Regions from separate parts of the Mus musculus genome. Here region 2 is linked to region 1. A link is a contact called in ENCODE Hi-C or POLR2A ChIA-PET data. All regions are on one chromosome and are shown on one strand. Each heading gives the region's core, a stretch centred on a gene start or an enhancer-like site at or near the end of the contact. The rest is flanking DNA. Distances are from core to core; before and after follow the strand shown. Region 1 holds the start of Puf60 (poly-U binding splicing factor 60). Region 2 holds the start of Eppk1 (epiplakin 1).

Evidence for each region. Hi-C counts contacts between places; a loop is a spot of excess contacts on that map. ChIA-PET counts read pairs that join two places held with the same protein, here RNA polymerase II (POLR2A).
Region 2: a loop to region 1 is called in a map of CH12.LX, with 2.1 times the contacts of the local background. The contact joins the promoter of Eppk1 here to the promoter of Puf60 in region 1. A Hi-C loop is called at or near these places in 2 of 37 maps with a recorded cell type or tissue (CH12.LX and v-Abl transformed pro-B cells). POLR2A ChIA-PET finds 5 or more read pairs at or near these places in 3 of 5 experiments (Patski and embryonic stem cell).

What each region holds. Positions count from the first base shown.
Region 1 is chr15:76,077,043-76,082,863 of GRCm38, reverse strand. Puf60 (poly-U binding splicing factor 60) reads left to right here and starts at 1,918. Exons shown (of 12, transcript NM_028364.2): 1 at 1,918-2,014; 2 at 5,162-5,263. The coding sequence starts at 1,991. It overlaps Gm48952 (a long non-coding RNA gene), which reads right to left and starts at 338. Exons shown (of 2, transcript XR_003951572.1): 1 at 225-338.
Region 2 is chr15:76,116,913-76,123,030 of GRCm38, reverse strand. Eppk1 (epiplakin 1) reads left to right here and starts at 2,836. Exons shown (of 3, transcript NM_144848.2): 1 at 2,836-3,922. BC024139 (cDNA sequence BC024139) reads left to right here. Exons shown (of 16, transcript NM_001142968.1): 10 at 1,283-1,425; 11 at 1,505-1,607; 12 at 1,868-2,161; 13 at 2,348-2,572; 14 at 2,693-2,777; 15 at 2,895-3,028; 16 at 3,202-3,514. The coding sequence ends at 3,285. It overlaps Gm52196 (a long non-coding RNA gene), which reads right to left and starts at 4,972. Exons shown (of 3, transcript XR_003951574.1): 1 at 4,782-4,972; 2 at 4,335-4,459; 3 at 3,883-4,254.

The sequences.
Region 1 (5,821 bases), core at 669-3,168:
GGAACTCAGTGGAAAGGTAGACCAGCAGGGCCTCCAACTCACAGAGATCCACCTTGCCCATGCTTGGAACAGGCACTCAGAAGCAGTGCTTGTTAAAAACCATTGACTCTTCACTTTTGACTCACAAGATACCTAAAGCAGCCAAATACTGTCATCATGCAGTCTGATCTCTGGCTAGTTCTAGAGAAGACAGATTCAACATTTCAGAGTTTTTATCAGCTTACCAAAGATTTTTCTGAAAAGCAAGGTCCATCACTATCAGAGGGTGGTGCCTGGGGTTCCCCCTGGTGGTGGTGGTGAGACCCAGCCCACTCAACATCCTGTGTGTGTGTGTGTGTGTGTGTGTGTGTGTGTGTGTGTATTTTCAGAGTCTCTAGTGGGCCCATCTAATTCTAATTCTTGAAGAATATTGGCCAATGTGATTATCGCTTGTTTTCTTGAAACTTTCAACTTTATGGGTTTTCTGTTTTGTGTTTTGAGACAGGATCTCTCTATGTAGTCTTGGCAGTTGCTTGGAACTACTTGGAAAGGTAGACCAGGTTGGCTTCCAATTCACAGAGCTTCTCCTTGCCCCTGCCTCTGGAGTGCTGGGATCACAGGTATATGCCACCACACATAGCTCAACTTTATTTTTCAACTTATCGAATCGCTCATTTGCAGATTTTGTTTTGTTTTTTTTTGGGGGGGGGGTGTTTTTCCAGACAAGAGTTTCTCTGTGTAGCCCTGGCTGTCCTGAACTATGTAGACCAGGCTGGCCTCGAACTCAGAAATCTGCCTCTGCCTCCCAAGTGCTGGGATTAAAGGAGTGCACCACCAACACCTGGCCGTTTTAATTTTTCTCTTTTTTAAATGGGGAAATCTAAGTTCATGATCTTTATTTTCTTGTTTGGGGGATGCAACATCTTTAGGTATCTTCCATTTCCTTTGTTGTCTTGGTTTCTTTTCATGCTCTTCTGCTTGGTGATTCTGGCTGGCCACTTTTGCTTAAGAGTGAGATGCTAAGCTGGGTCTCAGCGCTTCGTTCCCAGGAGGAGCTAATCTCCAGGCACTGTTGGCAGAGCCAGAACGACTAGTAACCTGTATTAGGGATAGAAGTCTGGAGGCACCTACTTTTTTTTTTTTTTTTTTTAAACTATCTGCACATTTTCGGAGAATTCAAGACACAAGCATCACACACCAGCCTGCTAAGGCCCTCCCCTGGCTCCCCAGCATTCCACTTCTCTGCCCACTTAGGTTTGCTTTCAGTAGAGCTTTTTCCTGTTTAAAGGGGGTACCGAGGGGGAGGAAAATATTCTGCCATGTTTTGCTAAAGATCTCTATATTAAAGTCTGAAAACCCGAGGGGTGGAAAACGAGAATGGCTATCCGGTGGAGTTTGAAGGTGCCTGAGCTTACAGATGTGGTTGGTGCCTTGCAGGCAGCCTTACGGCCACAAAGCCCAGATGAACTACATATTTACACATAGCTCAGGACTTGGGGACTAACGTACACATTTATGCCCACAGGACAATAACCACAGGACAGGCTGGGGAGCCATCTTTTGGGGGCCATCTTCGTGTCAACGGCTATTTTCTCACTAGGAAAGAGACCATATTTCAAAATGAATGAGGATTCCTGACTTTAGATGGACAATGCAAAGGACGATGCATCAGTCTTTTTGTCTTCTGTCTCCGCAGTCTACGAGCTTTCAGCGAGTGGACTCAACTAAAATAGGGTGGTAGGAAAAGAGGCAGACGGAACTGACTCAAAAATGTCGACCCCCCCCCCCCCCGACCAGGGGAGGGCTCTCCGGGTCGCCACTCCAAAACCCCGGCCCGCCCCGTCCTCCTCCGGTACATTAACGGCCTGCTCCGCCCCGGAAATGCGTTTCGGTCTCCGCTCTCGTAGCTATGCCGTACGTCGCGAGATTTCCGCGTCCGACGCCCAGATCGCGCGAGACTGCGGAGGGAGCTGATGCTTGTGGCGCGCGCGGCGGCCGCGACGGACGCAAGATGGCGACGGCGACTATAGCTCTCGTAAGTGAGTCCCTCGCGGCCAGGGGGCGGCCCTCAGCTCGGAGGAGTGAGTCGTCGGCTGGGACAGGGTGCGGAGGGGACCCTGGGTGCGCAGCGGCCCGACCCGGACCTCGTACGGACTTTACCGTGGTCCCCGGCACGCGGGGCGGAGGCGGAGCGGGAGCGCGCGGCTGCGGCCACGGCTGGGGCTCGACTGCAGCTTCCGGCTCGAGGACTCCAGTTTCCGGCAGCTGGGCGGGGTGGGCCGGCCGCGGAGCTGCCCTGCTGGATCCCCGCGGGGCGGTCCTGTCTGCCGAGACTGGGCGACAACTGTCTAGGCGTCCGGTGGCATTAGGGTGTCCTGGTGCCTGCTCCAGACCCGCGCGGCTACGCCCCGTGTTGGGGACGCGGAAGGGGCGGACCCGTTAGCATTTGCTCTGCGCCATGGTGCAGAGACGAGGGTTTCCCGTTCCGTTAACACGCAGGAGGGGAAGAGCATCTCTCCCAACCCCCATTCCCCTCCACACCTTTCAAACAGCCATTCTGTCACTGCCTCTGTGGGGAACCCGACAGCCGGTGCCTGCCTCGGTCACTGGTCCGGGTGGGCATCATAAGACTTTGCTAACCCCCTTGTCTTGGGCTGGACGCTCCAAGGGCTGAACTTGGTTCTGCCCTAGTCAGTCGGGAATGTTCCTTGAATGGCTACCACCAGGAGTTCCTTCAGGGACTATTTATCTCTTGGACCTAACCCCACTGCAATCCAGACTTTTGTTAGCCGCCACCCTCACTCAGAGGGGATGAAGCAAGGGCTGAGACCACTTAAGCCCTAGGTGCCTGGAGGCCAGCCGTAGGGTAGGGTCGAGTAGAGTACACACAGGCTGCCATTCCTCAGCCTTAGCTGGGAACTGCACCTTCATAATGGGAGAGGGGCACTTGCTCCAGCTTGTGAGGGGTGGATCTAGTATGTCTTGCTCACATCAGGGCTAACTTCAAAAGAAAAAAAAAAAAATTCCTGCTTCCGCTGCTTGACGCTATTGGTGTAAATGGTCTTTTCGGAAAGACAACCAGAGAGTTGAGGAGTTGATGACTGCCCTTAGGTGGCTGTCAGATGATAGAAGAAAGGGTGAGGGCAGAGTATAAAATACTTTAAACAGCACTGGAGGAGAGTGGATGCCTCATTTCTGGGTAGCCCCTGTTGTTCATGCAGACTGAAAGGTTAGCGCGATGCTAGACAGATAGTGTCATTATTGAGATGGTCTCGAGCAGTAAGTCTCACCACTGAAGCCGTCTTTGCCAGCATTTGACCACAAGGCCCCCGAGAATTGTCTCTCTCTCTCTCTCTCTCTCTCTCTCTCTTTCTCTTGTTTTGCTGCATCCACAGTGCTCAGTACAAGCCTGGCTACCCAGGAAGTAGCACTACACCCTGTGAAGGGACCTGAACAGATGGAAGACAGCGTCCTTCAGCCAGTCCTATTCTTGGGGTCTGGCACTGCTCTCAATGGTACTAATGTTGCTAGAACCTGTGGCTTACTTTCCATATGCAGACTTAAGGGACTTCATGGAAATTGATTCCATAAATCTTCGCTGCTGCCTGAGAAATAGGCCATGCCCCTGCACAGGAAGAGCCTCAGGACTAGATTTTAGGTGATTTGCTCAGGGTATTTAATATGTTGTGTAATGGAAATAACTCTTTATTCTGAGCTGGTGAAGGGCAGAGCTTGGCTTGCGTACCTGAGACACTCAGCAGCAAATAAATCCCTCAAGGGACCTCCCCCTCTCTGGATGCACCATGGCTGAGGTACACATTAGTGACCAGCTGTGATAACAAGTGATAGTTTCTCTAGGCTCTCCCAGTGACTGGTTAGAACAGAATTTTAGACTCTGTATGGGAGAACTTTCTGCGGAGGTAAATGGGCTAAATTGGGTGGTTTGTCCACAAGTGAGTGCTCTCTGGGATTGTGCGTATGCATTGCATTGTGTGCTGCTTTCAGCACTATTCCTGTCCCTGGGAGACTCATTTGGAGAGGCAGGAAGTTATGAGTGTGCCCCAGGGTCACCATTCTCACTGGTGTCTGGCTGGTGCCTGAGGCATGCTTTTACAGTGGGTGTTGAGAAGCAGCCTCTGTTGAGTGGATGCCTGTACCACTGGAGTCACTACTTTAGTGTTCTCTGGGATATCATTTCTGAGTCACAATGGAGCAAAGACAGTAGTACACACTCAGGTTGGTAGCACCAGGAGGAGCTCTGTGTATAGGCTGTGTCAGCCATAGTTCCCAGTTCCATCACAAGGTCTTCACAGAGCATTATGTTATGCTGCTGCCAGTTCCGCCTTCAGTAGCCTGATGACCTGAGAGACTTTGTCCAAATTGCCAGCATTTGGCTTTGTTTCTAAGAATGGACACAACCATCTTTTGATACTTGTGGAGCATGTAATTTAGCTGATGGTAGGGTAAGCACAGTCTTCTGTTACTACAGTCTTCTGAGAAGTTGGGGTAGGTTTTAGGGCCTCCATCACATCACCCCACTATTTACCTACCTCTACCTGGGGTCTAGCCGGTGGCAGGGACCACACCACAGGATGCTAAGAGCTCCATCTCCTGAGGGCTGCCTTGGGACAAGGGACTCTGTCCCTTCTGATGGTGAGAGCCAAACTCTCAGCTGCCATCCTAGGACAGTTTTTCACGCTATCTGCTGGGTGAGGGAGGCCAGGGTTTGCCCAGAGCTCATGGAATTACTGGACTAAATGTTGAGCTAAGAGGCCTAGCCCAAGTGATGGAAGAAATGTTCCTGCTTCCTTGGGAAGGATGGGAGGACACAGCCAGCTGGTCATCTAATCTGGCTCAGTCTGTCAGACTCTGGCGGCTTTCTTTGGCCTTGGGCTAGAACTGCTTGCTTCTGTCCTTTTCTTCTTGTCCCTTGCTGGGAGACTGTCTACATGGGCCTGGCCCAGCTGCTGCTCTGCTTTCTGTTGGTACCCTGGGAAGCTGTGTATGTGCTGGCAGGCTAAGGGCAGTACAAGGTGGGAGTGATTCTGAGACTAAATACTCAGTGAACCTTCTTAAGCCCTTGCCCAGCTTCCCTTATTCTAGATGGGAAGGCAACCTTCAAAAGAGGAGAGGGACTGGGTGATAGAGTGTATGACTATTTATATTTCCTTCCTGCCTGCAGCAGGTCAATGGCCAACAAGGAGGAGGGTCGGAGCCAGCAGCAGCGGCTGCAGCGGCGGCGGCGGCAGTGGTGGCAGCAGGAGACAAATGGAAACCTCCACAGGTATTAACCTTAAACATGATTTTCCCTCGCCTGCCTGCCTGCGAATGGCAGTGCTGTGTCTAGAACTAGAAATAGGGATTTCCATTTTAGCTCTTTGTTTTCATGTAAGTAAAACAGCAAAATGACATGTCAAAAGCACATGTGTGTTAGACACCCCCTCTCCCCCTGCCATGCTTCTCTGGAGTTATGGGTGGGCATGGATGGATTTGTTCTCTAGTTACTGGCCCATGGGAGTAAATCTTCTGGGGCGTGAAGCTGGGCTCTGTTGTTGCTAGGCGATAGATTCTTTATTCCCACCTCCACAAGAGTCCCAGAAGGTTTCAACAAGATACTGTGGTGGCCTCTGGCTAGGCCCTCTAGGCACTGGTGTGTGTGTGTGTAGGGGGTTGCAGACAGAGATATTGGTATGCATCAGTGGATCTTGGGAAGTTGTGGGGGCTGAAGCTCTGTCCTGACTGGCCGGCCAGTGTGCTGTTGGTTGGTGGGAGAAGGGCCTTTTGTTCACCAAGACAAAGAAGAGATTGAAAAGTTTCTAGGGGGCTGAGAAGAACTGGCATT
Region 2 (6,118 bases), core at 1,587-4,086, 39 kb before region 1:
TGTGTGTGTGTGTGTTTGTGCATACCTATGTGGAGGCCAGCAGTTGACATCTAGTGCATCTAGTGTCTTCCTCCAGCATTCTCCTCCATATACATATACATATATATATATATATATACATATATATATACACATACACATATATAATTATATCACATATTTATATATAATGTAAAATTTACATATATTATATAACTATATAATATATATTTATTTTGTTCTTAATTGTGTGTGTCACTTGTGAGCACACATACATGTGGACACCCCCCAGAGACCAGAGGAGAGTACCAGATCCACTGCAGCTGAAGTTCTAGGCAGTTGTGAGTTGCCCAGCCTAAGTACTGGAAATTGAACTGGGCCCTCTGCAAGAGCAGCAAGTGCTCCTAACCGCTGAGCTATCTCTCTGGCCCTCCACCTCGTTTTATGAGTCAGAGTCTCTCTCCCTGAACCTGAAGTTCTTATTTGGAATCTTGCCTCTGCCCTTCCAGTGTTGGGATTACCACATACTAATTTGTTTTCCTTGTTTGTTTTTTACATAGATGCTAGGGGATCAAACTCATACTCTTACGCTTTTCAGTAAATACTTTACCAGCTGAGCTATCTTCCCAGTCCCCAAATCCCCCTTCTTTCCCCCCTTAATCTATTTATTTATTCACTTTACATCTCCCCCCTCCTCCTCTAGGTCCCTCCTCATCTAGCCCCCCTTCCCCTTCTCCTCTGAGAAAGAGGAGGCCCCTCCTGAATCAACCCACCCTAACACATCAAGTCACTGCAGGACTAGGCGCATCCTCACCCACTAAGACCGGACAAGGCAGTCTTAGGGGAACAGGACAGTCCCTGCTCCAGTTGTTGGGGAACCCCCATCTTTTTTAAGGGCAGCAGTCACATCGATGCCTACATTCCACTGTGATCACATGTATAACTGCTAGTTATACATGCAACTGCCTCTCTCTAAGGCTGGCACTTCATCATGGGAACGGGCGGTGGTGATGGTGGATACAATTCAACCACAGGGAGGACCTTGCTGGCTTTCTTCACCTTGCTCTGAGCATCAGCACAATGTGGGGTGTGGCTGCCCTCCCTACACTGAAGAGGCCTAGGGGTAGAAGGACTGGGCCAGCATGTGTGGTCCTCTTGCTAAGGTGATGAACAGTGCAAGGCACTAGATGAACAGAGTAAGGGAGAGGGCTCAAGATCTGAGACCCACGGAGGCAAAAAGACTTTGCCCTTCAACTTTTCCCGCTCTGAAAACCGATAGTACATCAGGCTACTCTGACGGCAGGAGTTCCTGTGGGAACAGCAAACCCTGGCAGTGTCATGGCTAGGAAGGAGAGGAGCTGCTGACTATGGGAGCACCTGCCACTTGGGCCTGCTGATGGACCTGCAGGGCTGCCGGGCTGCCATGTCTAGCCCCTCCTGCGAGAGGTGAGCCTGCTCACCAGCTGCTCCCACCCCACTCACACTGGCCCTCTACCCTGCTCATGGCTGTTCATCTCTTCTCCAGGATACACACCCTGGAAGGGGTGCTGCTGCTTGTGGGCCACCTTGTAGAGAAGTTGGTCTTGTGCCCCCATAGACTGAGCCAAGCGGAACCCTTGGGGATCAAGGTGGGACCAGTGGCCAGAGGCTCTGGCCTGTACTGTAACTGTGTAGCAATCCAGGGTTAGCCTATTGATACTGGACACATCTGTCCTTGAGCCACACCCTCTGTAAGACCATTTGGAGGTGCTGGAAGGCCTAAAGTGCTGGGCAGAACTTCTAAGAGGCTCTGGGGGATGAGGACGTTGGCTCAAGAGAGGTGGTGAAGTGGTGGGCAATTTTGGCATGGGGTCCTCCAAGTTCCCTAACATTTCCCCCTAATGCATAGGTGGTACAAGCCCACAGCTTGTTAGAGGAGATGCCTCCGGCCCTCACCCCAAAGTACTGGACTCGAGCCCCAAGGGAGATACTGGCTTTGATGAGTCTTGACCAGGAGCCGCCTGGGGATCTGGCGAGTAGAGCTAAGGCTTGCCTCCTGGGGAAGATTCCAAAAGAACTGAGCTGGAGGCCATGGTGGTCAGAGGTCATGGAGAACTGGAGTCTTAGGAAGCCAGAGCATAGCAAGAGGAGCGAGGACAAAAGGGACCAGTGGGAACGGCTGGAACAGGGCCACCAGGTACAGGTAAGGGCAGATAGATCCATAGATCTGGGCACATGAAAAGGACTTGGTCTTACCTCCCAGCAAGGAGCCAACATACACCAGGGTCTTGTAAAGACACTATCTGTATTGACTTGGTCATAAAATAAAGTGGTCTGGGGTGTGCTTTGTACCCGAAGCCACAGGCAGCATTGAAACATTTCCCAGTAGGATCCTGCAGATAGCTTCCTGTCAACTGAGGAGCAGGACAGCGTGGGACAAGGCTGGCCTAGCTATAACTGGGGGAGACGTGGGCCTCTCCACAAGGTCTCCATCACATTCAAGCCAGGGCTCTCCAGTGGCCAGAAACAGCCCAATAGCGTGGTCAGAGCAAGAAACCCAGAAGGGTCAAGTGCATCAGGGGCCAGAGGCAGGCCCAAGGTCCAGGGAGCCTTGGTAAGCAGGTGTGAGTGTGGGCCTGTAACGGTGGGGAGGACAGAGCCCCAGGAACTGCCCCAACCCCTGTATTGAAGGCTTGGTGTCATAACCCCACTCCCCCCACCTCTGGCTCCATAGGCAGCTCGAGGAGCCATGATGGTTCGTGTTGGAGGTGGTTGGGCAGCTTTGGATGAATTTCTGGTCAAAAATGACCCAGTCAGAGGTGAGAGCTGGGGTAGGACAGGACATGTAAGTCATCAGGGTGTGGTGGTGGTGGTGGTGGATGGGCAGGAGAGGTGTGCCATCTGCTTTGGCCTAGCGACATGGGATCTCTGAGCAGCAAAGGGGAGAACCAGCCAGAAGATCCACGAAAGGTTCCTGTGCTGGACTCCTAGTGTGCCAGCCCCTGAGGTCATCACCCTGAGGCTCTGGACCTCCAACCAAATGGGCACTAACAGACCCCTGTCTCTGAAGGTGAGAGCTGGGATGGGCTTCAGAGCTAGGTCCTCCTGATGCTAGGTCCTCCTGATGCTAGGTTCTCCTGATGCTGGGTCCTTCAGATGGACTGAGGAACTTATTTGAGCCCCAGGGGGGTGGGAAATGTCAGGGAGCTGAATGGTGAGATGAAGCCTGGCCACCCCTTGCAGACAGGGCTGCCAATTGTCAAAGACCGCAGAGACTCCAGCTCCTACAAGGTCAAAACCTCAGAGCAGTCCACTGAGGAGCTGTGAAGACTCCAAGATCCAGAAGATAGGGACAGGAAACCGTGGCAGAGCATGCTCAGGGACTGAGCAGGAGCTTGGAGCACACAGAGTGGGGTTGGGTCTCTCACCAGGCTGGCCTCGAACTCAGAAATCTGCCTGCCTCTGCCTCCCAGGTGCTGGGATTAAAGGCGTGCACCGCCACTGTCCCGGCATGTCTCTCACTCTCAGCAATAAAGAGGAGTTTGGGGAACTGAAACTCTCTTTGGTGGGTCTTCATTTCCCTTGCAAACTTCATTCAAAAGCCACAGAGCCCATGTTGCTCTCCACTCCCAACCCAGAGCAGGCCCGCATTCTTTTTCAATGACTTGTAGTAGGGAGGGAGGGAGGGAGGGAGGAAAGGAGGGACTTTGCAACTCAACAGCCTCTCCCAGCTTGAGTTGCTCAGAGGTAGCCCTGCCCCATGCTTTAGTTTGTGTTCACCTGCCCACTCCACCTGTCCTGTGGGGTGCCCAACCTGGCTTTCAGCCCCGCCTACCGCCCTCAATGGGGAAGGGACTTGGGTCAACATAGGGAGGGGCCATGCCGATTTAAATGCTTGTGGCGCGGGGCTCCCGGCGTGGAGGGAGCGGAGAGACAGAGGACCGCGCCAGCCTTGTCACGACAGGTGAGGAAATGAGGGCAGTTTGGAGAACCGAAACTGAAAAGCTGTGGGAACCAGAGGCCAGCGGCCCCAGGCGGACTTAGTGAGGGGCTGCGGGACCGTTCTGGGCCCCATTTACCTGGGTCATCTGAGCTCAGATGGGAGGTGGGAGGCCCCTGAGTCTTGGGATCGTTCGGGAAACTGAGGACCCTGCCAGGCTGCTGTGCGGTCTCGCGAGGGTGTGGGTTGGTTTCTAGCAGATGTGTGGTGTGCTGTTTGGCCCTGCAGGTGCTGTAATCCTTGTCCATCTAGGGTGAGCAGCCATAGGGATATAGCCCTTGGGTGGTATCAAGATCCTTGGGAAGAAGAGGACGGGGTGGGGGGAGGGTCGGGGGGCAGGGCTGCGTCCCTACCCCCACTTGCTTATCATGCCAACCTTGGCACGAGGTCACTGACTCCTGGGGCCCTTCTTGATGCTGGTTTCAGTGGGGGCAAAGGCCAGATTTTCAGTCTCCATGTGCGCTGGGCTCCATGTGCCTGGCTTCCCAGTTCTGTTCTGATCTAGCACAGAGCAAGCAACAGTTGTAGCGGACCCTTGTGCCCATCCTTGTCCCTGCCTGGGGTGAGGGACCCACCCTTCAGTGTGGTGACAAAGGGTGTTCGATACCCCAGAAGTCCTGACTCTCTTTCCTCTTGGCACCTAGGGAATCCTGTGGTGGGCTTCAAGGGAGACAGGGAGAGCTTCATCTCTCGTAACTCTTTGCCTGGGGAATATGTGCTGCCTACCTTCCCCAGCCCCTTCATGACTTACTTATGCTGCTGCCCCAAAGCCCAGGACCCTGATTTTTTACCTTTATCAACACTACCTGGGTCTCCTGCTCACCTTGATGGAGCTCTCTGTACCCCTCGGACACCCTGACTTCTTGATCCATGTGTCTGGTTGTCTTCCCAGACAACCAACACGGATGCCAACTGTCTCCTCTTCTATCCTCCTGGGAAGAGGCGGGGCCCGGGGAGAGTCATACTAGGCCCAAGGTCACCCACAAGCCAACAGGGAGTGGCTGGTAACCACAGGCCAGCATCTTACACACTGGGACTCCTTCTCTCGGCCCCACCCCTTCCCCAGAGTCCCTGCTCTCTGGATCGCTGTCAGTGGCTTCCCACCCTGAATCTCTTCTTTGTTCGGGAAACCTGAGCCTGCTTGCTTAAAGTTTGTGTTGACTTCTCACTTAGGCCTTGCCTTTCCGTACAAAGCATGCTTGTCAGGGCTGGCTGTCCATGTCCAGGTCAGGAGCCACTCAAGAGCATGTCCTTCTGGCAGGGCTCTGTCCCAACTGTCATTCCAAGGCTCTGTGTTCCACCTTTTCTGGGCAGTGAACTGCTTGCCCTGGATTCCCCACCCTCATCTACCCATATTTCAGGGGACACCAGCCTCCACCACCCACGGGCCTCTCCTCTGTGTTCTGCCCTGTTGTGGGCACTGCCATGCATGATTTTCCCCCCAACTCAATGCTTTTAAGTAGGCAGCAAAGGTACCCAAAGCAATGCTGAGAAGCAGAGCCCAGAATGAGTGATTAGAGGTGGTCTTAGAGACTGCATAGAAGGGACAGAAGGCAGGTTGGTAGAGAGGCTGGTCTGCCATGCTGTCTAACTTGTGCCTGAAAATAGGCAAGTCTGGGCAGAACTCAGATGCAGTCTCTAGGATACCATTGAGTGCCTACTTGAGGAAGTACAGGAAAAAGAAGGTCTGGGGGATGGACCTGCCCCTATTAGAGTGGCTTTTGGGACTGGGTGTCTGTTATCTCAGCCAGTGTTCTAGAAAAAAACAAAACAAAACAAAACACTGACTCAGTACACACTGATGACTGGGGTCACTGGGGCGTGACCAGACCCCCCCTCCCTGGGAGTCTTCTATTTGGCCAGAGTAGCTGTACATTTTCATTTACCACATGGCTATGAGGACCACTACATCATGGTGTAGTGGCCACTTCCCTCCCTCCTATTCCCCCCCTAACCCCACCAGTCAGGTCTGCCCTCACAAGTGTTTTTCTATGGACCCTGGAACTCACTCTCCCTGTATATAGGCAACTGCTTCTAGGCATTGGTTTCCTGGGCCTGAGTAGCTCTTCTGGGACCCAGCACTATGGGAAATCCATGCTTTAGAATACTATGTCCTAGAGATGGTGCTCAGACTGCAGGGTGTCACCTGGACACAGAAGT